Linked DNA regions of Mus musculus: all the other regions are linked to region 1. The links are chromatin loops, found by intact Hi-C in ENCODE. Cell type or tissue: left cerebral cortex. All regions are shown on one strand. Each heading gives the region's core, and the rest is flanking DNA. Links, peaks and the distances in the headings are about the cores only. Region 1 overlaps Nme7 (NME/NM23 family member 7). Region 2 overlaps Atp1b1 (ATPase, Na+/K+ transporting, beta 1 polypeptide). Region 3 overlaps Gm51669 (a long non-coding RNA gene). Region 4 overlaps Gm51669 (a long non-coding RNA gene).

Evidence for each region. Hi-C counts contacts between places; a loop is a spot of excess contacts. Peaks named below come from ENCODE experiments on the same cell type or tissue, not always from the same donor. Only the 100,000 strongest peaks of a DNase experiment are listed, where the experiment ranks them.
Region 2: a loop joins it to region 1, with 4 times the contacts of the local background. A loop is called at or near these places in 5 of 42 quality-filtered maps.
Region 3: it touches region 1 in a loop (2.8-fold over the local background); 9 of 42 quality-filtered maps call a loop at or near these places.
Region 4: a loop joins it to region 1, with 5 times the contacts of the local background. A loop is called at or near these places in 9 of 42 quality-filtered maps.

What each region holds. Positions count from the first base shown.
Region 1 is chr1:164,312,999-164,321,075 of GRCm38, forward strand. All of the region lies in intron 3 of Nme7 (NME/NM23 family member 7), which reads left to right. Among named protein-coding and RNA genes, the nearest start is that of Nme7, 9.4 kb to the left of the region's middle. In left cerebral cortex, for the core only: a CTCF peak has its summit at 3,887 (motif pointing right); DNase peaks (open chromatin) are centred at 3,890 and 4,422.
Region 2 is chr1:164,438,455-164,440,954 of GRCm38, forward strand. Atp1b1 (ATPase, Na+/K+ transporting, beta 1 polypeptide) reads right to left here. Exons shown (of 6, transcript NM_009721.6): 5 at 845-928; 6 at 1-85. Among named protein-coding and RNA genes, the nearest start is that of Atp1b1, 19 kb to the right of the region's middle. In left cerebral cortex, for the core only: no CTCF peak of the experiment used is centred there; DNase peaks (open chromatin) are centred at 25, 298, 1,366 and 2,006.
Region 3 is chr1:165,039,864-165,047,940 of GRCm38, forward strand. All of the region lies in intron 5 of Gm51669 (a long non-coding RNA gene), which reads right to left. Among named protein-coding and RNA genes, the nearest start is that of Gm51669, 17 kb to the right of the region's middle. In left cerebral cortex, for the core only: no CTCF peak of the experiment used is centred there; DNase peaks (open chromatin) are centred at 2,461, 3,282, 3,328 and 3,667; H3K27ac peaks cover 1,784 bases.
Region 4 is chr1:165,030,527-165,038,603 of GRCm38, forward strand. The region is part of intron 5 of Gm51669 (a long non-coding RNA gene); the gene reads right to left. Among named protein-coding and RNA genes, the nearest start is that of Gm51669, 27 kb to the right of the region's middle. In left cerebral cortex, for the core only: a CTCF peak has its summit at 5,404 (motif pointing left); DNase peaks (open chromatin) are centred at 5,359, 5,862 and 6,275; H3K27ac peaks cover 819 bases.

The sequences.
Region 1 (8,077 bases), core at 2,770-5,269:
ATGGCAAGAGCCGGTATTGTGTGGGGAGCCTCTGGGTTCTCTCTGACCAACAGCATAAATGGAGGTATCCCACATGTGGCATGAGACTTTTGTTTAATAACCCCTGGCTATTAGGCACCTGTGTCTACTTGTTTTGTTATAGACAAGTATTCAGAGGCGTTTCAGAATCTGAGGAACACAGAGGAGAGACTAATCGGTATGAGATAAGGTTAATTTTTGTTTATTGTTTTTTTTTTTGGTTCAATGATGAAGACCAAACCCAGCACCTTGTGCTTGCTAGGCAAACCCCCCACTACCAAATCCCCAAGCCAAGAAATGTTAATTAAAAATAACATTATGGCTTTTCCTGTGTTACTTTTTTTTTTGTTTGTTTGTTTTGTTTTTTTTTGAGACAGGGTTTCTCTGTGTAGCCCTGGCTGTCCTGGAACTCACTCTGTAGACCAGGCTGGCCTCGAACTCGAAAATCCGCCTGCCTCTGCCTCCCAAGTGCTGGGATCAAAGTGCTGGGATCAAAGGCGTGTGCCACCATGCCCAGCTCCTGTGTTACTTTTATTCAATGGGCTTTATGCTTTCTTTAACATATGAATATATATAAATCCAAAGTGAAAGTTGGTGCATTTTAATGCCAACATCAATCCCTAAATTTATTAGAAGGCATTCAGAGACAGTAGGACACCATATTGTTATGGATCAGTGTTAAAGTTCAGCTTTGTTATCTGTATAATGAAATGCTTAACAGACTCTATCTGTCTGTCTGTCTATCTATCTATCTACCTACGTATCTAAAATCTGTGGCTAACGATACTTTTTTTTTCTTTTGAGGCACAGTCTGTGGTTTTAGACTTGCATTTCCTCCAATCACCCCACTCTTTCCTCTACCTGTAAAGCTCCGTCTTTTCCTTTATCCCTGTGCTCAGATGGCGCCTCAGCAGGAGGCAGGACAGCCCTGTCCACCCTTGTAAAGCAGCAGCCCTCCCCGTCCCTCCCCCCCAACCCCCCAGCCCCCCCCCTCTCCCCGCTCCATCCTGCTTCCTTTCTCCATCTCTTTCCATATTAGTGCCCGACAGAAACATGGCAAATTGGAAGTCGTTTCACAAATAAGGACAGTCCTTGAAATTTTGTAGCTTTTCTCTTTTATGTCAGTCAGGAGGTCTAATTAATCCACAGTGTCTCTGGAGGGTGCTGTGGTAGGCACAGAGAAGATAATTCTACACTGTTGAGAACAGAGGGGCTGACACCTAAAGAAGAAAGAAGTGCTTCGAAGAGATAGCTGAGAAGGAAAGAGAGCAAGTTGACTTTCTATGCCTATCTGCGCTGGTCATTCGCTAGAAACCTGGGCAGAGAAGGATTTCTTGTCAGGCCTACCTGGTCCTGTGGAAAACTAAAAGTCTAGATCAGAGGCAGCAGATGTTTATTCTGAGAGAGTCTGGCTTCATCCATGCACGGTCACTGTTGCATTTCTACTCTGTGCTGCCCACTGGTCTAGACAACCTTCAAACTCCTAAGGAACTAAAATGGCTGAGCTTGGAGAGATATACAGTTTTGGGGGGAAAAGGACATGATATGATATCAGGCATTGCTAATCACGAGAAAGGAACCTTGTAAGGCTGCGGAGTGAGGAATACAGGAAGGGCTGGCATTGGATAGTCAGGGAAATCCCTCTCCAGTCCCTCGAGGGAGAATGGGCTGGTCAGAGAGAATCAATCGTCCATGTCCATTGTATGGACTGAGCAGGTTGTGTGTGTATGCGTAAGGACACACACACGTAACAGTAATTAAAAGACGTCATGAATTGGAAAGAGAACAAGGGAGTGCTATGCAGGATGGTTTGGAAGGAGGAGTTTGAAGGGGGAGGTAACGTGATAATATTATAAGGACAAAAATTAAAACAATTACAGGGTGGGTGGGTGGGGCAGCTAGGACAGTGGTTCTCAACCTGTGGGTCCTAACCCCTTTGGCAAACCTTTGTCTTCAAAAATATTTACAGTACAATTCATGACAGTAGCAAAAGTACAGTTATGAAGTAGCAGTGAAAATACTTTTATGGTTGGGGATCAGCACAACATGAGGAACTGTATAGAAGGGTTGTGGCATCAGGAAGGTTGAGTTAGAGCTCAGGGTACAGCCAGGTCAGTCAGACAGAAACCGTAGTGAGGAACGGGGTGGTAGTCGGTGTGAAGAGGAGCTGGACCTGGAGAACTTAGACCAGTGTGGCGTGGCATTGTGACGCTTTAGGAGTGGAGGGGATTTCCGGTTTTCCTAATTCCGATGATTCTGACACTGAGATTGTCACCTAATGCGTAGTAGAGTCACCTAATGCTCTAAATTGTGAATAGCAGTAGGCCCATAAAACAGTAAGCAGGGGACCACCGGATAGATGGCTGCCGGTTAAGAGCACTGGCTGCCCTTCCGGGTGACATGGGTTAATTTGCTAGCCCCACGTGACAGCTGACAACCATCTCTGATTCCAGCTCTGTGGGATCTGACACCCCCTGCTGGTCTCCACAGGCACTGCATGTGCAGCAGAGACATCATGTCGGCAAAACATCCACATATATAAAATAAAGCGAAATACAGTCTCAAAAGTGTAGTGATACGTGGACATATTGAGGATAATAATCATTTCATAGAGGTTGCTTTTTACTTCTGCTGTTATGGTGGTGATGGTGGTGGTGGTGGTATGTGTGTGTGTGTGTGTGTGTGTGTGTGTGTGTGTGTGTTGGTTCTAGTGGAAACTAATTCATATACTTGACTGATATTTTTAAAAAACATGTTCATGATCTCCGAATCTAGTCTAGTCTAGTCCCCAAATTTAAAGATAAGCAAGCTGAGACACGCTTTGAGGCGACGTGCCTCAGGGCGGCGTGCTTGCTGTTTGTCATCCACTGGCTGTGTACACTTCCTGTGTCTACCCAGCTGACCCCGTACTGAATTGGTTCTGGCTTCTCAATGAAGGGAAGGAGTTAAAAGCTGAAAACTAATTTTACACACACACACACACACACACACACACACACACACTCTCTTTCTCTCTCTCTCTCTCTCTCTCTCTCTCTCTCTCTCTCACTAAATCTTTATACCACAAGAAAGTTATTCTTGAGGTAGCTAATAGAACCTTTATTTTTAAGTTGTTTTCCTCTCATATAATAGATTTAGGTGTGAGGGGGCAGGTGAGGAGAGTCATCTGTTATTCACCCTCCATGACGGTAGAGGTTGAGCCTGATAATTAATTTATTAGTGGCTAAAAACCAAGGCTTCAAACTTGCTTGAGAATAACCTGGGGAGATGACCAAAAAAGTCAGTCACTTTGTAATGTGAGGGGTCAGACATTGTTGGCCTGACCTGGCATGAAGATGCTGTAGTAGAACCAGAAGACAGCCTCTTTCTCTTAGGAATTGGAACGGGAGGGAAGCCCGGTGCTCCTCGGAGTTCCTGTCTGCCCGCTGCTGAGTACTTAGCTGGCTGCAGCTCTTTGAGTAGTGATGTCCTGATTTTATGAACACTCAAGGCGATGGTGCAGCTCTAGTGTAGCCCAGGTTGAGGTTTTTACTTTAATTTTTTTAAGTTACAGCTCTGTTTAATTTCTAAAGTGCCATAGGTAGGGTGAAGGTGTTTAACGTTTTCTTTTATTGAATTCTAGCGAATGACTCTGCAGCTTTCTTGTAGCTGTACAGAGAATGACATGTTAGCTTTGTTTTTAAACCTTCAGTTCATAGAAGACAGAGTGAAACATACCATTATTTACAAAAATTTATGACTCACCTGGTGCTGCTTGACTAGACCCTTTACAAGTTTGCTATGATTTAGCTCATAATCGCAGGATTAAATTGGTGAACTGGTTGTGTGACTCAGCTTTGGTGACATGTTGTAACCACAGTGAACACTAGGTGGCGCTCCTCCATCACTGGATGGCATCCTTTTCAGTGCCTCTGAATTTCATTGGTGTTCATATTGATGAGCCACTCAGATGCCACCTTTGTTGAAGTCAGGAATGCACAGAACCACTGATTATGTCTCATAAAGTGAAAGATTAAAAAAATGTGAACGATGAATTCTTCTGTTGGATTAAACCTGAAAATGCTGTTTGTCTTACCAAAAATGTAAGGATTCAACATTAAATAATATCTGAGTTGTGTGAGGCTATCTAGGCAAATGCATGAAAGAAAACTCTGTCCTAATACGTATGTCTTCAGGTAGGCTCTGGCAATCGTGGTATTAACACATGCTGGCATACACAGGCTTTTCTCACTATAGAAGGATGTCTGTGTTCATAGCCTCTCAGTCCCTGTCTGCTTACCATCAACACACCATCTTCTCCAGTCACGAATATTCAAACACCCTTCACTCCTGACAAAAATGCAAACAGAGTCGGGAGTGACTTGCAGCTAATGCCCCGTGGTGATTGTTGCAGCGCATGCCAGTCCACATGTGTGTTTGGCTTCTGCAGCATTTGGCACCTAAGGCTGGGTCTTGCTGTGCTCATTCTTGCAGTGGGCTGGGCAGGGTTCGGGATGAGCTACAGGTGCCCTCGTGTGGCACACATTTCCTAGCCAATGGAAACAGTGCTCTGAGACGAGCACAGCCTTCTCTATGTGCACAGACGTTAGCCCCGTTTGTCAGTGACACTGCTTATCTATGCTGTCAACTCCTAGAGAGAAAAATGAATAGAGTAGTCTAGGAAGGGTTGAACTTGCTAAAAGTGCGGAGGTCAGTTTAAGCACCACAGTGGAGACAGGAGCCCTTCCCAGTGTATCCACGCCTCCTACGCCAGCTTCCTACACCAGCTTCCTACGCCAGCTTCAGGTTGTGGTGCCTTTTTGTTTCTTGAACTCCATCTTCCCCATCATAACTCTATACTTTTTATCTCCCTGGAATATTTTTCTCCTAGGTCTCTACATGACTGGCTTCTCCTTGTCCTGGTATTGTCTTAGAGGGAGACCTTAACTGTCTCTCCTAGTTGGAGGCCGGTTCCTTACCTCTTTTACCTAAAATTTATCACGTATACTTATTCCCTTTCCTTAGAGCATTTATCATGACAAGTATTGTATTGTTTGTTTTTACATTCTATGCAAAGTATGAAGAGAGATAGGAAATGAATAGGTATGGTCTATATTAATAGAGCTCTGTCCATTTTGAATATTCTAAGTGACTGTTGTAGTGTCTGACAAAGAGAAGTCATTAATTTTTTATTAAGCAAATGAAAGAAATAAATTCAACTTTTAAGAATGCCTACCTTTCCCTTTGTGCCTACCGGTGGATACATACTGCTTTTCAAAGTTCTTCATATATTTACTCAAAAAGTATTGTGTTGCATTTTCTACATACTGCAATATACTATACTATACATACATTATACATGTAGTCCTTTCAGATGCAGTCTTGAGCCAAACAGACATTTTAGCAGGGGAAGGAACTCTGCAGTCAACGTCTGTTGCATGAAGACAGTAAGTGCTACAGGGAGAATGGCTGGCTGTTGTGAGCAGTGAGCCCTCCTGGTGGTGGATAGAACTTCAAGGAGGTGGCCAAGGTCTCTCTCATAGAGAAGAAGATGAAAGTGGAGCAGGGTTGGGGAGGAGAAGGAGTGAGCCATGAGATATTGGAGGGAAACATCCCAGGAAGTAGGTAGGAGCAGCGGTGGGAAGGCTCTTGGGTGCATACAAAGGATTATGTGCCTAGGGCAAAGTCCGCAAGAGTGAGCGTCATGGGAGGCCATCGCAGACAGACAGATCTCACAGGCTTTGCTTGAATGGAGACACTTCATACTCGTGTACTAGAAGACTTGATTTTCCAATGGGGTAAATAGACTGAACACAATCCCTGGTAAACTCCCAGAGGCTAATTTTGCAGAAACTGACAAGCCCATTCTGCCTTTGAGATGGTAACATGAAGTACTGAAGTTAGCCGAGGCGGTGTGTATGTGTGTGCATGAGTGGAAGCGAAGAGGCCAGAGGTCAACACTGGGTGTCTGCCTATTTATTTCCCATCTTACCTTCTGAGTTCGTGTCTTTCACTGAACCTGGAATTCACTGAAAGGCTGGGTTGGTTGGCTAGCAAGCCTCAGAGATCTGGCTGCCCATCTCCACCTCCCGTGTGCTAGAATTACAGGTATGTGCCGCCATACCCGGTTCTTTTCCATGTGTGCTAGGCACCAGACTTAGCTTTTCATGCTTGCATGTTAAGTGTTTTACAAACTGAGCTATCTCCTGAGTCCCAGCCAAGATAATTGCTTAAAAGTATGAAATTGGAAGATTTGCCTTTCCTGAATGAAAAAGGTGTAAAGTTTCTGTTTTAGACAGTGTGATGCAGCCCAGGGATAGCTAGGTTTCATGATGAGTGGAACGGAGTTCAGAGCCCAGAGGTAAACTCTTGGCAATAAATTAGTTTTTAACAAAAATGTCAGCACCATTCAGTGAGAAAAAAAGGAGTATTTGCAAGTTATTGCTGGGATAACTGAATATTTGCATTACAAGGATCAATTTAGAGTCTTGCCTTGAGTAGCTCAAAAAAAAAAAAGATCATAGTAAAAGCCCGAATATAAAACCTCAAATCGGAAATCTCTTACAATGAAGCGTAGGTCTACAGCTCTGCAGTATTGTGTCAAGCAAAGCTTTCTCGAATATGACATCAAAACCACAAGTCACCACCATTCCCGTCCCCTTGCCGGTGAAGTGTTCTAGAACGGCAAGTGTGAGCCAGGGGGGCTTCTGGAGCACCGCGCCTAGATCCTAGCTGGACACAGGGAAGGATATCTGCGGGGAGGAAGCAGGATAAGGGCTGAATTACAAAGGTGTGGGCAGATAGAGAAACTGACAAGGAGCTGCAGGCATCAGGAGGAGGGACTGGCAAGAGCAGAGAGCTTATCAGGGTGCAAGAGAACTGCCAGAGACTGGCTAGTGTCTGACAGGAGCTGTGGCTTCAGCGGAGCTCAGCAACTAAACAGAATCTGACTGGGAGCTCGGAATGTAAACATCTCACCCCAGTGTTCTTCCTTGATCCAGCCGTTGTCTCCTCCCAGCAAATCCATGTGAAAGATGGAGCATTAAGTAGTCTGTGGTGAATGAAGTTCATGAAGGTTCCTCCCTGCCCCCAGGTCCCGGGCTGACTGTAGGCATCTGACTGAGGGTCTGGAGGGACGAATGGAAAATGTCCAGCGCATACATTTCCAGGCCTAGTGGTGTGATGGTTAAAGAGAGACATAACATACTCACCCCCAGTATGCATATGACCTTGACAGTTGTAAAGCTCAGACATACTGGTATTTTCTCGGCTATTATATGGTTGAGCTAGAGTCAATTCTGTAATTGAATATTGAATATAAATAGTATATAATTACTTTAGAATTATTGTGCTACATATATTTAGATCCAGCATTTTCGTTTTGTCTCAAATCCATTTCTTCTCTTAGAATTGAGCTTAGTTGATAGGTGTCATGCATTCCCTGCGGGTAGTCTTTGCCCCGTTTTACCTAACACCGCGTCAACTGTTCTGTAAGGCGCTAGCCAAGGACCACGGGTAAGGGGCCTGAGGCGGGGGAGGGGGAGCTTTAGAGTCTTTCCAGAAAAACATAACAAAATATTTTTTGAGTCTTTTAAAATATTGAATATTTGATTTTTGCCATCTTACCAAGATCTATCTATCGAATGTGTATTTCCTTCTTTGGATCTTTATTTCAGTATTTGTTTGATGTTTCAAAGATCTCAGAACTACACATGCCAATAAGGACTTTCAAAAGAAATGATAGTCACTATCTTCTCTAAGCCCGTAATCTGGTTATGAAGAGAATTTTAATTGCACAAGCATACCAGATGACAAGGCAGCGCTATTCTGTGGGAACTCTGGCTGTCTCACAAGGAAACAAGGCGCCTTGTAAAGCCGAGCTGTGGACCAAGTCACAGAGCTCTTGCCAAGTCACTTGTCTGCAGTTCTGTTCCCTCATTGTTAATGTCCCTTTGATATCTGGGCCTCTGTGAAAACTGAATCACAAGTCCAGAAATCCCAACCCCCGATGGGCTGGAGTTGGTGTGGGAAGACTTGAGAGCAATCATGTTTGCTTTAAGATGTTTGAGGCAGGTTTGCC
Region 2 (2,500 bases), core at 1-2,500, 120 kb after region 1:
AGGGATAATACTGCAGAGGGAAGCCGTAGTATCCGCCCATCCCAAAGTACTCTATGTTCCCGACTTTATCCTTATCTTCATCTCTCTGGAAACCAAAAGGACATGAAATTTAATTTTAAGGGCATACACGCATCATGGGTCTCGTCTTGCTCTAACGAACGAGACTCTCAACCCCATCAGAGGCTGCAGTGGCGTGCCTACCTCAAACCTCTCAGAAGCTAAGCCTATCAAGCAGTGGGTGGCGTGGATTGGTGACACCACAGGATAAAGGTCGGTTCTGGCCGAAAGCAGCCAAGAAGCATTCACGAAAGGGGGCTCTGCAAATGGAGACACTGAGGCAGAGACCAAGTAAGTGATTCTCTAAGCTGGCTCAGCCTCGCAGGAAGGCCAACAGTGAGAGGAACCCCTGGCTTTTGGACAGTGTTCAGCGACATTCTCTCCGAAGACTTACATATGTGTCCTTTATTTCTTACATCCATCTCTTGGCTTGGTACTGTAGCACTCATTTTTAGCATTCATTAAGAGTGAAAAAAGAAAGTTGGCCTCAGAATTTAACACATGCCGTGGGCTAGCTCACCTCTGCGGGTCCATAAACCCACATTCTATTACATTAAATTCAGATATTTAGATACCTGTGTTTCTTGTGCCAGTAAACAAACTTGGTTTTATTAGTTACAGTTCTGTCCCTTTTAGCTTGTATAGTTACGATTCATCTTGGGAGCCTAACACCCAAAAGTAGTTCCTTGCATTAAAACTGTCCCTTTAACTGTGAGGAGTCTCACCCACTCCTCTTGCCCCGCCCCACTTCCCCTCCCGCCCTCAGTAGCCCCGAAAGCGTTCTCACCTTGCCAGTGCACTGAACAGGCAGGACATTTGGATTATACTTCATCATCAGTGGGTAAGTCTCCAAGGATTCATTCTTGGGAGGCTAAAAGTAAAACCCACACTGGTCAGCAAAAGATACTTTTTTTTCTGAAAACTAAAACTCAGCTGTAGTCCAAAGAAATGGACATGTTGACAGTAAGCTGCTGAAATAATAAGACACGTCAGGAAGGCAAATGCGTGATCCACCTTGTCAATCTGAGACAACTTAGATCTGTTTGAAGTGAGCACTACAAACGAGCTGTGGCACAGCCTACTACTGTAGCTAACACAGCGCCAGCCTACTGTAAACCTGACTAGGGACAATGAGAAGCTAACTGGGTGCCTGCTAAGATGGCAGTCACCACATGGAGTGTCCAGTGCACCTCTAGTGCAAGAGCTGGACTTGTATACTGAGGCAAGGGTAAATATGTCGGGCTTTTCCTCAACAATGCTGTCTTCAAACAGGCTTTCACCCTCCGCTAAGACTGGGGGCAGTCTGAAAACAACAGTTACAGCCAAATGCACAGCCTTCCTCCTCCATCCCTGGCCCATCTAGCTCCAAAGGCTGATGAATATGGATTGCTGGAGAGCAGCCATTTGCTTACTCAGGTTAGCCCTGCATCTGAGCCTTGACCTAAGATATGGAGTGTAGATTTGACTCTTTTAGGGGGCTTTCTGCTACCAATACATCTACCTTGAAAACTTGGAATAGAAAACACTTATTGATCAAAGAGGTGGTCAGAATCTGTCCTCCGAAGACAGGAACCAGGCACACCAATGGGAATGATGAGTCACAGCACTCCAACAACAACAACAAAACAACCCGATCCCACTGACAAGCTAGCAGGGGATTTGGGTAGGAGGGACAAATAAGAAGCAGCAATGTATTAACTGGGGACCAAAATATTGAAGGAGTCAATGTCCGTCACAGAACAGGACATTCAGATGTAGAAGACAGAACTCACACAGTGGGCCAGGCTGTGGCTCTGTGACACAGGTGCCACTGAAAGTGATGAGCGGTATTAAAAGCAAATGACCGGGAGAGCAGAAACTGGCTTCGGGCTTCCTTCATAAACCACAGCAGTTCCTCCTTTTGCTAGATTACCCTAGCCATGTGAGTCAAGTACAAGCGTGGGGTAGTAGTCCTAACCACAGTACTTCCCATTGCATGCTTGTCTCTGTGGGAAGATTAAATATCTGTTGAAAGGTACACTAACATTCGCAAGAGATCCTTCAAGACAAGCAGCCAGCCAGCCAGCCACTGACAACTTGTTCCTGTCTCTGGTTGCATAAAGGAGCTTTGATGCATCTTTAAGGTAATATTCCTGCTGGTGTTGGTGGCACACATCTTTAATCCCAGCACTCAAGCAGGTGGATCTCTGTGAGTTCAAGGCCACCCTAGTCTGAAGAGTTCCAGGACAGCCAGGGCTGCCTACATAGATTCCGTAGCTCACAAAAAGAAAAAGAAAATCCACGTTTTGATTTGATTTCCTTTGGGGTAGCAAATATCACGGAAACAAACTGACATGCAAGAGAAACTGAGCAGTGTTCATGTCAGCCTTAGGGGACCCTGGAGACCAAAGCCACGCCTATGGAAGGATGGCATTGCTTCATTCATGGTCTGAGAAATAACCGT
Region 3 (8,077 bases), core at 1,314-3,813, 730 kb after region 1:
TATCCACTGATGAAAGCTCTCATCTGAGAACCTGTTCTTCTGGACTCTGGAGTTTACATTGTCAGGGAATGAGGTCACATATTCCATTTGGGAAGAGTAGAGAGCAAGACCACCCTTGTTTGTACTCCTCTCTTGAATCTCTGAATTCTACCTCTCGAGGCCACAACCCCTATACTGGTTGTTTATTTACAACATATAGACATGGATCATCTCTACCACCACAGCAGTGGCTACTGCAACACACATATCCATTGCCAGATACTGAGTGACAGAAAACAGAGATGAGGTGGTGTCATTCTGTTGGATTGCCCAGGGCTTCTTCCAAGGTGGTTTCCTTTGGTGGCATTAACATGCAAACCAAAACTTTTTAAACCCTTAGATTCTGTACTGGCTAGTTTTGTGTCAACTAGATACACACTGTAGTTATCACAAAGAAAGGAGCCTCCCTTGAGGAAATGCCTCCATGATATCCAGCTGTAAGTCATTTTCTCAATTAGTGATCAAGGGGAGGAGGGGTCCTGCCCATTGTGGGTGGTGCCATCCCTGAGCTGGTAGTTCTGGGTTCTATAAGAAAGCAAGCTGAGCAAGTAACATCCCTCCATGGCCTCTGCACCAGCTCCTGCTTCCTGACCTGCTTGAGTTCCAGTCCTGACTTCCTTTGGTGATGAACAGCAATGTGGAAGTGTAAGCTGAATAAACCCTTTCCTCCCCGACTTGCTTCTTGGTCATGATGTTTTGTGCAGGACTAGAAACCCTGACTAAGACAGACGCTCTACCACTGGTTCATCTCCATGCCTCTTCCTACACTCCTTTCTCTTACCAGGCCAATTGCTCAAACTATATGCTCTTTCTCAGGAACTCAACGTATATTCCTATTTCAACTCATCTCTATAATAATGACTATGTCTACTGCCCAGAGCATTGCTTATTTAGAGTATTTTGAAGACCCATTCATAGCAGTTCATTTGCAAGCTTGCACCTTCATACAAAGACAGCTGCTATGGTTTCCTGTGGGTTGGGTGGGGGGGTGTTGAAGGGTGGAGCCTAATATAAGGCAATTAATTCATTAGAAGGATACCCTCAAGGGGAATTAATATAGTTTCCTTGGACTTCAGTTAGTTCTAAGAGAAGGAACAGGGGGGAAAGCAGCTCCTCCCTGATCTCTGGCTTCCTGCCTTGCCATGATTTTTCCTGCTCACAATGCTCCTCCCACACAATGTCATTCACCATTAGTAATATAGCCAGAGAGCCCTTGCAATGCCATTTGACCTTGCAGCCTCTGGAACTATGAGCCAAATAAACCTCTCCTCTATACAAAGTCTCCAGCCTGGTGTATTTTGTTATAGCAATGGAAAATGAACTAACACAACAACCCATTTGCAATTCAAACTGGACTTTTTCTTCTTCTTCTATAAGATGTTTATAAGGCAGTGTCCATCAAAAATTAAAAAAAAAAAAAACCTTAGCATAAATGTCTGCTGATAGAGAGAAAACATGGTGGCATGGGAGAACCCAGCTACTTGCTCGTGTGGCTTCTTTGAGATCTTTGGCCACTGTGATGCATACCCAATGCAGCTCCTGAAAAATGAGTCAGTATACATTAAACTGTGGCAACTGGGGAAATGAGTACCTTGACCTGAAGAGAAAAATAGCATAAAATGTTTGTCATAAACTCAGAGGATTCTAGAGAAGGCTTGACACCTCCATCTTGCAAATAATCCGAAGGAACTTGAGGTTGAACAACCTCTCCAGTTAATGGATTGTCTTAATCCAGCTTTGAACAGTCTCAGAATCTGAACAGCCCATCAGAAATATGGTGTGAGCCACACATGGGATTTTAAATTATCCAGTAACACCATTGCCAACTGTAAGCAGAAATAGGTAGAATTGTTTTAAAGTCATATCTTACTTAACATACCCAAACTTTGGTCAACTCAATGTAATGATTATTTTACATGACATATATTCTTTCTAATCATGCTGTCTTTGAGATCTGGTATATGGGTTCCACATGTACAGCACATCTCAACAAGCTATCTGCAGCTATGCACACCTGGTAGCAAATGTCTCAAACCCAACAGCTCTGGATTCTGCTCAGTTCTCTGCTCTCTTCCCTGATGCACTCCTTCCATGGCAGAGTCTAGCATCTAGGAGAATGATGCTTGGGCAATAACCGTGCGTCTAGTGGGAATCTGAGCCCTTGGCATTTTCAAAGCCTTGGCAGCCCCCACCCTGTGCCCTTTGTGCCCTGCTGCCCCACTCTGTTTCATGGGAGCTGCTGCCACTTTCTGAGATGCCTCTGTTTGAAAAGAAAAGAAAACCAGGCAGGGTAGACAAATGTTTAACTCCATCTCTGTGTGTACCCTGTAATTTAATGCTAAATCCAGCTCAATTCGGTTTCTGTGGCAACCGAAAGAACCAGCTTCTCTATGGCTCAGCTCATCACTCCTTGCCAGACTCCTAAAGACAGGATGCCTACAAAGCATTCAGCTTCCCAAATACCCCAGCTCTGATGTTTTAGAAACCCTGGGCCCTGAGCTCAAGCCACAAATACAAAGGATGAGAGTCCCAATCACAGAGCATGTAGGAAAGGCAAGAACAAGATTAGCAGAGCTATCTTCTATCTTCATAGCAGTCTTTAGAAACGGGACCGACTTCCTCTAGCCTGGGAAGAGTCTCTTCAGATCACGGCTTACCCAAGCGTAGTAGCTCACACTTATAGTCCCAGCATTCCGGAGGGTAAGACAGGAGGCCTGCGAGTTCCCTGTTAGCCCGGCTTCATAATAAGGTGGCAGACTTCTAGGCCTTAGGCTTGATGGAGTCCTTGACAAACCCACAAAGCCATTGGGCTCAGCACCTTCTGTGGAGGGACCTGAGGCAGTCATATGCCCTCCTAGCAGCCCTTCTCCTTTCATTTACTTCTCTTCAGCATATAGTGTGCTTGGGGCTTGAAAAGTGGGCTTAATTTGGCTTTAGCCTTGAACTAGATACTTCTGGGCCTTCTTTAATGTGAGGCCTGGCTTGTAGAAACATCCTGGGAAATCCTTGGCTAAGGGTTCTTCTGAGAGCCCTCTGCTAATTTCCTGTTTCCTCGGAAGTCTCTGGAACAGTGGTTCCAAGGCATCTTCTTTTCTTTCTAACCATAATCCACAAACAAAATACAAATGACATCATAAGCCACCACCGGACCTATCCATCTTTGCAGTAAGTTCCCCCAATACATTCTGCATACTGCCGCTCTATCCGACACACTCTCTTCAGAGCACGATGTAGTCCAGCATAGTAACTCTCTCTTGCAACCCCAGCACTCAGGAAAGCAACACAGGAGGGTTGTGAGTTCCTGGCTAGCTGTGGCTGTGCAATAAGACCCTGTCTAAAAAGAACAATTCATTTAATCTAATTTTTAAAAATAAACAAAAAGAACAGAACGTCACCATAAAGCTCCCCTGGTTCCTCTGGTGTGTTCCCACTATCCTCAGAATAATAGCATTAACCTGATAGAGAATGCAGGACTTAGAACTGGTCTGTCTTTGCAGCCTCACCTGACCCTCAGCCCTAAGTCTCACAGGCCTCTCCTACCTCAGGCTGGCTCTGTCTTGCCTGTCTGCCATCCTCTCCCCTCCTGGCATGCACAGTCCCCTCTCTTCTGTCTCATCTTACATGCCCTTGTTTTCACCCCTGGTTTCATCAGCCAGGAAACCTGTACGTCTTCCTTGACCTACCCTGTCACCATGACGATTTTACATCATTTGGCATACTAACATGAGAGCTGGGCCTCTTTGCTCTCCCACTGAACACTGAGGTTTGAAATGCAGAAATGCTTTCTGATTTTGCTCAGCTATTTATCCTAGTGTCTACCACAGTGCTTGACAACGAGTAAATGCCTAAAGATTATCTGCTGCACAAATGATTAAGGAATTTCAAGTGATAACTCCTGACTAATAAAAGTATTTCAGGCCACTTTGTTGAAAAGACATCTAACCATCTAACTGTATGTAATCCTAGCTACTGGGAAGCTGAGGCAGAAGGACTACAAGTTCAAGGCCAGCTCCAGTCATTTAACAAGATGGTGTCTCAAAACTAACAGTTGGGGCTCAGTGGTACAGTACTTGCCAGGCTAGCTTCTGTAAAGCCCCGAGTGCTTGCTTGTTCTCTCTCTCTCTCTCTCTCTCTCTCTCTCTCTCTCTCTCTCTCTCATTCCCTCCTTCTCCTTCTCCTTCTCCTTCTCCTTCTCCTTCTCCTTCTCCTTCTCCTTCTCCTTCTCCTTCTCCTCCTTCCCCTTCCCCTTCCCCTTCCCTTTCCATCCCTGTCCCTTCTCCCTGTCTCTCCTAGTGATGAGGCCATTTTAGCAGCATATCTCTCAACTCTGGACTCTTCTTGCAGCTAGAGCCCTTATGAACACAGACAACAGTCTGTGCACAGTGTAGGAATGTGTAAAACCATGCATTGAAGAGAAGCCACCTTCGCCTCACCCACAGCACTGCTACATGTCAAATGTCCCCTGCCAATCATGCAGGTCTCCACACAGTTCTCTCACTCTGAGAATGGATTCTCTCTCAAATCCCTGGACAATGAGTGGTAAGATCAACCCAGTCTCAGGCATGATGGTCCAGAGACTAGCCAACAAGGGAGAGATTTGGATCTAAAATTGCCACATGCATTCTTTCTCTTGCCAGTCCCCTCTCCCTCTCCCTCTCCCTCCCCCTCTCCCTCTCCCTCCCCCTCTCCCTCTCCCTCCCCCTCTCCCTCCCCCTCTCCCTCCCCCTCTCCCTCTCCCTCCCCCTCTCCCTCCCCCTCTCTGTCATCTATTTTCAGTGAGACATGGGTGTGTGACCTCAGGACCCAGGAGAGCAGAAGAGCTGGTTGAGTGCTATAGTCTAAATCCAAAATGCCCTCCCCAACAAGTTCATGTTACAAATATTTTGTTTTCTACTAGTTATTTAGGGTGGTTCTGGAAGCTTCTGGGGTGGGACCAGGTTGAAAGACATAAGTTATTGGGGTGAGTCTTTGGCATATATGACCCCTGGCCACTTCCTGTTGCTCCCCTTGTTTCTTGTGAACTCTTATTCTCTGCTCCCTCATGCTCTCTACACCATGGCAGACAAAGCCCTCTGAGCTCACATTAACTCTTCCTTCTGTTAAGCTGTCAAGACACAGCAGCAATGAATATGGTGTGGGCGGGGGGGGGTGGGGGGGGGAGGGGATATGTAGTCTTTGCTCACTGTTGTTCATGGGGAAAGGCTGCCTGGCCATACAAAATCAGCAGACCCTCCCAGGAGCTCCCCAATCCAGGTCAGTTAACTCTCTCCTTCTGCCCTATGATGCTGTGGTTTGTACACACTAATTATCAGTAGGGACTGGGTGGGTGGGTGGGGTCATCCTTACTCTTAAACTTATGCCAGAAAGTTCTTAGGGGACATACTCCATTCTTGGAGTATTCTGTTGCAGGGTCAGACAATTAGCTAACAATAGCGGAATGAGTTTCAAAAAACCAAAACGAGACACCTATAAAAAAATGGAATTTTTCAATCCCAAAGAAGGAAGCCAGGTCATTTATAAGAAGGTAGGTATAACTGGTGATCGCCCTACTAAATGAATTAAGATGGTCTCAGAAAGACAAATATCTTACGCTTTCTCTCGTTTGTGATTCCTGTATCTCCTATGGACATAAAATTGTGTATATATGACATGAGAGTAGAAGTAAAATTATCTAGGCGGTTGAAGGGGAGGACTAGAGGGAGGAGCAAGAAAGGGGAGGCTGGAGAAATGGGTGGAGTTTGTTCAACCTGCAACATACACTTGTATGAAGCTTAAAAATAAATTAAGTTTATTTTAAGCAAAGCCCTTTCCATGTGACCTTGGGATGTCTTATAGAGGATGTGTCCTGTCAACTAAAAATTGTAGCTCACAGCATCTACCATTATCAGATTATAGTAATATTACCATGGTGTGACACCTGGCACAAAATGATAAAGATATTAGGCCCTTATCAAGTCTCCTATTTAATTTGGTATGAGATGTGTCTGTCATTGAGACATGACAGCTTTGATACAGGTATAGAATTCCAATGCCAAGGCCCCTAGGCTTCAGAAATACAGACCCTGTATTTATTTATTTATTTATTTCTGAGCTTTGGGATTTATAATCTTAGCCTCTCCAGTGCTAAGGTCCCTTTTGCATCCAGGTCAGAAGGAAGGCCTGCTAAATAGCTCCGCATCCTCGGTGCACAGCTCCTAGCATGGCACTGGACACAGGGTGAATGTGCCATGAAAGGCAAGTGGCTTTTGGAGGTAGGTTTTCATAGAAGGACAACCTAACAGTCTCTGGCTGCCTCTGGCAACGGCTGCAGGGCACCCTGGCTGAGCAATCTTCTGTCATTCTCCTGGCAGGGGCAATCAGGCAAGCTGCTACTGGTACCTTAGATGAGTCAGCCATTAACTACGAAGTCATACAGATTCTGCAGGAACAAAACAGCTTGAGTCATGGCCCCAGGTGAAAAGGGCAATGCCAAGCATCTTCTATTTAGCCTGCATAGCTGTTTTAGGAGCTGCCCCAATTTTCTAGACAAGGAAATTAAAGCTTACATGGCTCATCCAAGGTCACATATCTAAAAGGCCAATCTCACGGGGGGTGGGGGGGGGGGCCTTCCTGAAGAAGGCAGAGGAAAAGGAGAGGGGAAGGAATTGGTGAGGGGTGAGGGAGGGGGAAGAAGGGAGGAGAAAGAGGAGAAGAAGATGGAGAGAGGGGGGGAGAGAATGTGTACTCTCCAGCTAGCTTTCTTCCGTGTCCTGAGCACAAGGAAGATGCTAAGGCCCCTCCGAGGGGTGGCCATGAAGCCACGCCTGCTCTGGGCAGGGATCTCAGTGAGTCACCCATCCTGCATTCCACCCTTTGTCCTCCCATGCCCCTCTGCACAGCACCATGCTCCTGGCTGGCCTCTCTGCAGTGCCCTTGCTCCCTGTCTGCAGAGCAGCATTTGTCTTTGGCAAATCTGGGCTGCCAGGCTCCTCCTCTGCAGGCAGGCTGCAGTGGTTCCTTAGAAGGTCTGCTGCCTGCGCTGGGACCTGTCAGAATGAAAGATTCCAGTGCGGCTGGCTCTGTCTGGTTTCTCTCTCCCATCTGCCCTCTGTTCTCATTCTCGTGCTTGCTGTCTCTTCAGCGTGTCCTTCCCTCCCCACTTTTCATGTTCCTGATATAGTACACCAGTGTACCACTGCTGCATCCCAAAAGCAACCCTGATCCAGAGCTTTTGTCTTTGCTCCTCATGGGCCTTCCTAGGCTCTCAGTGTTCCAATAGCAGGACATAACCCTGGGTTTACTGGATGAAACATGCCTGGAGATGGGTAGATTGCCCTTAAATTTTAAACTGCAAAGAAGATACCAGAATAAACATTTGTTGGTGTGATTATTTCTTTTAAAAAGCAAATAAACAAACTTCAGACATGGTTGATGAGAGACAGAGGCAGAGATGAGATAAATTGAGTTAAATGCCACATAGGGATCTAAGCCAACCTCTGACCTCTTCCAAATACTGTATTAGCATATTTATGTTATTCTTCTGTCTTTGGTGGTGGTGGTGGTGGTGGTGGTTTGCATTTGTTTTGTTATATAGGGTCTCCCTTTATAATCCAGGTTGGCCTTGAACTCATTATGTAGTCTAAGTTGACGTTGAACTCACAGTGATATGCCTGCCCCAGCCTCCCAAGTGCTGATATTACAGCATGAGCCACCACACTGGGCTTCAGTTTAGCTCCTCCCTTTCTGTTCTCTGTCCTTCCCTGCAGTTGCTCAATTGCCATCTCCTTTAGAACTACCCCATTGCTCCTATTCTCCCTCCAGCTCATGAACTCTCTCATCTTGAATACAAACACCGTCAGTGGCTCTCCTTGCCCACAAAATCAAGCCCAACTCTACAGAAAGACATTCCAACCCCAGCCTGGAGTACGTGCAATTCCCAAAGGTGAAGTTCTGGTTTTGCCTTTGCCTTGTGTATTCCCATCCCTACCTGGAAAGCTCCTAACCATGCTTCCTGATCTACTCTCACAGTCATCTGCTGTGAACATGTGCCGGTTCCAGC
Region 4 (8,077 bases), core at 3,889-6,388, 720 kb after region 1:
ATTGAAGACCCAGAAATGAACCCACACACCTATGGTCACTTGATCTTCGACAAGGGAGCTAAAACCATCCAGTGGAAGAAAGACAGCATTTTCAACAATTGGTGCTGGCACAACTGGTTGTTATCGTGTAGAAGAATGCGAATCGATCCATACTTATCTTCTTGTACTAAGGTCAAATCTAAGTGGATCAAGGAACTTCACATAAAACCAGAGACACTGAAACTTATAGAGGAGAAAGTGGGGAAAAGCCTTGAAGATATGGGCACAGGGGAAAAATTCCTGAGCAGAACAGCAATGGCTTGTGCTGTAAGATCGAGAATTGACAAATGGGACCTAATGAAACTCCAAAGTTTCTGCAAGGCAAAAGACACCGTCAATAAGACAAAAAGACCACCAACAGATTGGGAAAGGATCTTTACCTATCCTAAATCAGATAGGGGACTAATATCCAACATATATAAAGAACTCAAGAAGGTGGACTTCAGAAAATCAAATAACCCCATTAAAAAATGGGGCTCAGAACTGAACAAAGAATTCTTACCTGAGGAATACCGAATGGCAGAGAAGCACCTGAAAAAATGTTCAACATCCTTAATCATCAGGGAAATGCAAATCAAAACAACCCTGAGATTCCACCTCACACCAGTCAGAATGGCTAAGATCAAAAACTCAGGTGACAGCAGATGCTGGCGTGGATGTGGAGAAAGAGGAACACTCCTCCATTGTTGGTGGGAGTGCAGGCTTGTACAACCACTCTGGAAATCAGTCTGGCGGTTCCTCAGAAAATTGGACATAGTACTACCGGAGGATCCAGCAATACCTCTCCTGGGCATATATCCAGAAGATGCCCCAACTGGTAAGAAGGACACATGCTCCACTATGTTCATAGCAGCCTTATTTATAATAGCCAGAAGCTGGAAAGAACCTAGATGCCCCTCAACAGAGGAATGGATACAGAAAATGTGGTACATCTACACAATGGAGTACTACTCAGCTATTAAAAAGAATGAATTTATGAAATTCCTAGCCAAATGGATGGACCTGGAGGGCATCATCCTGAGTGAGGTAACACATTCACAAAGAAACTCACACAATATGTACTCACTGATAAGTGGATATTAGCCCCAAACCTAGGATACCCAAGATATAAGATATAATTTGCTAAACACATGAAACTCAAGAAGAATGAAGACTGAAGTGTGGACACTATGCCCCTCCTTAGATTTGGGAACAAAACACCCATGGAAGGAGTTACAGAGACAAAGTTTGGAGCTGAGATGAAAGGATGGACCATGTAGAGACTGCCATATCCAGGGATCCACCCCATAATCAGCATCCAAACGCTGACACCATTGCATACACTAGCAAGATTTTATTGAAAGGACCCAGATGTAGCTGTCTCTTGTGAGACTATGCCGGGGCCTAGCAAACACAGAAGTGGATGCTCACAGTCAGCTAATGGATGGATCATAGGGCTCCCAATGGAGGAGCTAGAGAAAGTAGCCAAGGAGCTAAAGGGATCTGCAACCCTATAGGTGGAACAACATTATGAACTAATCAGTACCCCGGAGCTCTTGACTCTAGCTGCATATATATCAAAAGATGGCCTAGTCGGCCATCACTGGAAAGAGAGGCCCATTGGACTTGCAAACTTTATATGCCCCAGTACAGGGGAACACCAGGGCCAAAAAGGGGGAGTGGGTGGGCAGGGGAGTGGGGGTGGGTGGATATGGGGGACTTTTGGTATAGCATTGGAAATGTAAATGAGCTAAATACCTAATAAAAAATGGAAAAAAAAATGTCAGCTCACTACGACTAAGAAGGGTCCACCCTCATTTCTCCTTGTACTTCCTGTCTTCTTTCCTAATTACTTTTCTAATAGCTCCCAGGCCAATTAACTGGCTGAGAAACTACAAGCAGACTCCAAGATGGCAAAAATCATGTTTAATGACCTCTGTTTTCCTCAGCAGCCAGAGCTATCCTAGCATGCTGTGGCCTGAGACCCACAGACAAGTCATGGGAAACTGTTACTTCATCACTCGGAGCTCCACTAGTCAGCCTTACCTGGACTTGGGTAGACCCTTAGCCTTCTCAACAAGCCCTTCCCCAGTCCCCATATCTAAAATATGTCAACACATTTCATGTAATAGGGACTGTGGGTAGTTGTAGGAACATGATTCAGCCCCTGGCTATGCACCATCCTTAGTTACTTTCCAGTTGTTGTGGACACCTCTGTCCATTCTCCTTCCTGAACACCAGAACAGTATGTGGTCAAGAGTTCTGACACCGAACAGACATGAGTTCAATTCCCAGCTCCTCTACTTACATCAGAATGAGATTGCAATAACCTGGCCTATTTTACAGTGCTTCTGTAAGATGACACCCATTAATATATGCAGAATGCATGAGAGTGGGGCTCTGTAACACTACCCTTGCGGACAATGGCCACCTTGCAAGTCTCTTTTTCTCTTACTATCTACGCAATAGAGTTGCCAGGGAATTACTGCTGACTCACTCCTCCAAAGTGGTTGAATCCTCATACAAATGTGTGTGTTTTTTTAATGCCTGCCCCAAAACGTTGATGCACAGCCTACTTATAGTTGCTATTTAGGATCACAGTTGAGAGCATCACCCTTTTCCCCTCCTTGGACTGACTATTCTTTTTAAATAATCAAGAACCTCACCCCTTGCTGTTCCAGTTGCTACGGGCAACATGGCCACAGAAATGAGTCAGCAGCTCACCTGCAGCCTGCCTGTGCCCACGATGCTTGGTGTGTCTGAAAATGCCCACGTTTGTGCCCAGGGACCCTTGGCAGCATCCACCTGAGGAGCTACAGCTCATGCTTCACTGTAGCTCTGAGCATGTGCAGCCTGATTCCTGCTGAGTGTGTTTGACTCAGCTGTCTGTTTGCTTTTGGTCATGTCTGATCCCCAAAGCCTTCAGTTCATGGATCGGAGTCTATTCCTGACAAATAAACTCCTCAACAAGAAACCCCAGACACTGTGTGAATACCAGGGCAAAGCAAATGCAGTGTTCTTTTCCTCAGTCTGAAAATTCATGCCTCGCACATGACTGATTGTGTCCAGACAAACAAACCTTAAGACGTGGGGTGGGAGCCAGCAAGATGGCCCAGCAGGTAAAGGTGCTTCCTTGGGATCCTCATGGTAGGAGGAAAGAACTGACTAACACAAGCTGTATTCTCTCTCTACTAGGAAAAATAACAGAAATGCAGTGGAATACACCCCCTGCATTTGCATATTTGAGCTGAAAGGAAAACAGACTCTGACAGTTGTTCTTAGTACACAATGAACTTGATAGGTAACCATGTTGACTTCCATGTCCTCCTCAACATCTGGCCCTACACAGCAGGTACTCTTGACAGCTAATGATCGCTGATAACAGTAATGACCAGATCTTTTAGGTAAAGGTGCAAAGTTATACACACACACACACACACACACACACACACACACACACACACACTCACACACACCACCATCATCAGCACCACCACCATCACCATCGCCACCACCACCACCATCACCACCATCACCACCACTACCACCACCACCATCACCACCATCACCACCACCACCACCATCACCATCACTACCACCACCACCATCACCACCACTACCACCACCACCATCACCACCACTACCACCACCACCATCACCATCACCACCACTACCACCACCACCATCACCACCACCAGTTCCTTCATCACTACCACCCATGAGCCATGATGCCTTTCCACTCTATTAAACTTTTTTCAGTGCTTCCAGGAGCAAAAGACAAGGTCACTCTGTCTCTCCACTAGAACTTAGCTGACTGAACTTGTCCTCAAAGCTAGAAGATGTGAACTTCAGTAGGAGACATTCAGGGCTGGCTCACCAGCTACATAAAGAGCACACACATGAGCGCACACACACACATATTACTGCACAATGTGCATCAGCTTCGGCTCCCATGGTTTCCTCAGTGGGCTGGGTCACTGTGAGCATCAACACTGACCATGGGACTAGAAGTGCAGAATTCCCATGATTCTTCTCCCTGCCTTATATATTTTCTCTTCCAAACAATTCACTCTTAATAATCCCTTGTGTGTGCACACTCTACCCCATACACACACACACACACACACACACACACACACACCAGTAATTAATCACAATCAACTGTGGAGCACTGATAAGTGATCTGCCTGAAGCCAAGTGACCTTACCAGCTCCATCACTTCTACTTCAGTGGACACTTCCCCTCACATGGAATTGTTTGGTGACATTCATGGAGCAAAGGGCATCTTTTAATTTGTCCTGAAAGTGAACCTAATATAAGGTGTTTCCCATATCCAACATCTCTCAAATGAAGCCCCATTCTTCTGGGCAAGAAGGGTCTTCCAGGATCTTACCATCCTTGCATCTCCCATCAGGGGACATATCTCACTCAACATGGCACATCAAATCCCAAGTCTCTCACCTTTCTATATGGCCTATGATAAGTATATCATGTTTTTGTTCTGTGTGTGTGATATGTACATCTATGTGTGTATGTGTGTGTTTTATGTATGTCCAGGTGTGTGTGTGTGTCTGTGTGTCTGTGTGTCTGTGTGTCTGTGTGTGTCTGTGCCTGTGTGTGTCTGTGTGTCTGTGTCTGTGTCTGTGTCTGTGTCTGTGTCTGTGTCTGTGTCTGTGTCTGTGTCTGTGTCTGTGTCTGTGTCTGTGTCTGTGTCTGTGTCTGTGTCTGTGTGTGTTTAAGCCAGACATTGGTGCTAAGTATCCTCCTTGATTACTCTCTACCTTATACACTGAGACAAAGTTTCTCACTTGAACCCAGAACTCAACAATTCAACTAGTTTAGTTAGAATTTTTACTCCAGGAATCCTCTTTCTCTGCCTCCCAAGCATCACTGAGGTAGGTAGGTCTCCACACACACACACCCAGTGTTTACATGGATGCTAAGAATCCAAATTCCTCCCATTCTCATCTTTATTCAGCAAGCGCTTTACCTCTGGGCCAGCTCCCAGTTCCCTGTGGCAGTAAACTTACCATACTGAGAGGCCACGTGGCTCTCCTGCATCACAGTCTAAAGCCTAGAAAGGTACAGAAGGTGTCTTTAGCTGAGGACTAATTACCTTTTAGAAACACAGTCACTGTGAGAAGGTCATAGGAAGGGACCACGCCTATCCAAGCTCATCAGTAGCCCAAGCCCAGGTAGGGCCTCTGAGTGTGTTCAGGCCCTAGGATGCTTACATCTGGCCAACAGTTATGAGCAGAGAATTTTTGTCCTGTTCTTCTTGAGTACCTAAAGCCTGCCAAGTCCTTAGAGTGGTTGTGTCCATCCCCTGCTCAGTCTGAAGGCAAGCTGCAGGCAGCCATCTGTTCCAGGAGAAAGAGTGCCACCTGCTGTCTCTGAACCCTCTCTGCCTGAAGCAGATAGATAGATAGATAGATAGATAGATAGATAGATAGATAGATAGATAGATAGATTCAACGCTTACTAGTTGAAAGTTGTAACCTCTCACTTGTTTGCTTTTTTCTTTCTTTCTACTTTATTTTGAGAAAAGGCCCAGTGAACTGCTGGTTCACCTTCAAACTCACGATCCATTTCATGCTGGCTTGGCTAACAGGCATACCCTATGACACCTCTCCACCCCCACTCCCACCCACCCCCAGATAAGGACTTTATTTCCAATCACGTCTAATAAACAGATGAGATGTAGAGTAAATGGTTTTGCAGCCAGTTCGGGTCCCTGGTGTTTCTGGGTGGTCATTTTTTTGAAACAAAAGAAAGCAGATCCAGTTGTGGTCTCTACTTGTCCTTGCTGTTACCCCACCGCTGATAAAGGACCTCGAGAGCAGAGGTGCAACTGATTAGGTTTGGACAGGAAACACATACACACAATGCCTCGATTTCTACCAGAAGAGGCGTCACAGCCCGCAGAGCCTCATGGGACCACTGTAACTCACACTCAATGTCTGTAAGGTGGGAATAATAAAAAGGATTTACTTATGGAAAATCCTCATGTCATTGAGGATTAAATTTCACATGTCATAAGGAAGCTATCTGCTGAACACAACAGCCACTCTTTCTAGAAGCCTCACCTCTACCACAGATCTGTGCTCCTTCCTCACTTGGCCCTCAGTGTTGTAACAGAGCCTACATTTACTGGGAATGGTGATTTAATTAGTTAGGGAAGTGATTTCATAAAGCAAGCTGTTGATGGCAACAGAAGAGAACAGAAAGGAAAAAAGCCCTCAAGGAAATCGACAGGTGCTCAGCTAAAACGCAGGAGTAATGATTTGGAGAAGGAGCCAGGGACTGAGTGCCAGTGGGGGCAGGTTTCCTTTCAAAGCCTGGGAGGCAAGGGAGAATCTCATTATTTCATTTCGGTAGGAAATGGTCATGAGGCAGAACATGGGCTCTGTGTTCTGCTCACAGGTCTTATCCATGCAGCTTTGTCCATGGACATTGGGCCAATTTCCTCTTTGAAAAAGGAAGGCAGAGTTACTGTCCTAGAAGGGTACCAGCTCCAACCCACCCTCCCAGGCTCTTTGCAAGCTCTGCCTGCCAAAGGATGCTTGTCATGTGTACTTTTCCAACCTGCACAGAGCCAGCAAGTGGCTGAGACTTCCTGTGCGGGTCCTAGGTTGGCAATGTGAAGGTGACAGCTCACCCCAAGCCCCAGGGCAGAAAGAGGCCACGGGAGAAGGCACTTCTGCCACAGAACGTGTACCTCCCTTCAGGGTTCATCTTATCTTCTGATGACGAGCAAGCAAAGGCAACTAGTCTCTCTGTGGGTGTAGTTGTCACGCACACTTGGCAGGGAGGGGGATTTAGGAGAATGTTCACTCTCATGCCCAGGCCACCCTGTACACTGGAGCACCAGAACTTTCTTTGCTAGACATCAAGGACATCTGTTAGCTAGGCAGTGAGCAGGGGGTCTAGCAGGTAAGCCATCTGGACACACTCAGAAGGGGTGAGTCTGTTTTCTCATCAACTACATGGCTTCATTGCCCACTAACACCCTAAATAAGCAAAGATAGTCATTGAGCAGAATGCTGATGCCAACTAGGATAGCAACGTGTATGAAGCAATGAAGCTTGCAGGTGCTTTTAAGGGGGACTCTCAGCTCTCACAGCGTCAGTCTACAATATCGTCCTGTTTTGCCAGAATCAAACAACGGTGAAATGACTTCATGACAAGGCACGGGCAGACATTGACATTCTTCAGCATGAAACAGAGATGAAGATGTGAGACTACCTTGAAAATATACCTGTACTGGCTAGTTTTGTGTCAACTTGACACAGGCTGGAGTTATCACAGAGAAAGGAGCTTCAGTTGGGGAAATGCCTCCATGAGATCCAGCTGTAAGGCATTTTCTCAATTAGTGATCAAGGGGGGAGGTCCCCTTGTGGGCAGTGCCATCTCTGGGCTGGTAATCTTGGTTCTATAAGAGAGCAGGCTGAACAAGCCAGGGGAAGCAAGCCAGTAAAGAATATCACTCCATGGTCTCTGCATCAGCTCCTGCTTCATGACCTGCTTGAGTTTCAGTCCTGACTTCCTTGGTAATGAACAGCAGTATGGAAGTGTAAGCCAAATAAACCCTTTCCTCCCCAACTTGCTTCTTGGTCATGATGTTTGTGCAGGAATAGAAACCCTGACTAAGACAATACCTTATAAGGAACCTCATCTTCATTTCTGCCTTTTGATTGTTTTAATTAAGCTGCAACCCCCTTGGGCTACTGTTTCAATGTGTTAGTGCTGCTTTCCGTGGCTGGCTTCCTTTTCTACATGACAACCTGAGATGAAGGCTTGGCCCATCTGTAGCAGTTGGTGTCCACAGTAACATTCAGATCACACTTAGACTTCTTCATGTAGCATTCACTTCTTGCCTGTTCAGCTTAATCCTGAGCCCAAATGTTCCTGGTTCTCAAAATATGGGTAGCTGCCTCCATTGCATAAGGCTTCGTGAAAATGAGAGAACCTTTAGCCATACTGAGTCTATTTCCGTAGAGAGGAGATTTGACCAGTTCCCAGCCATTCCTGAGCAACTCAAATCTGGTGCCTGCACGTA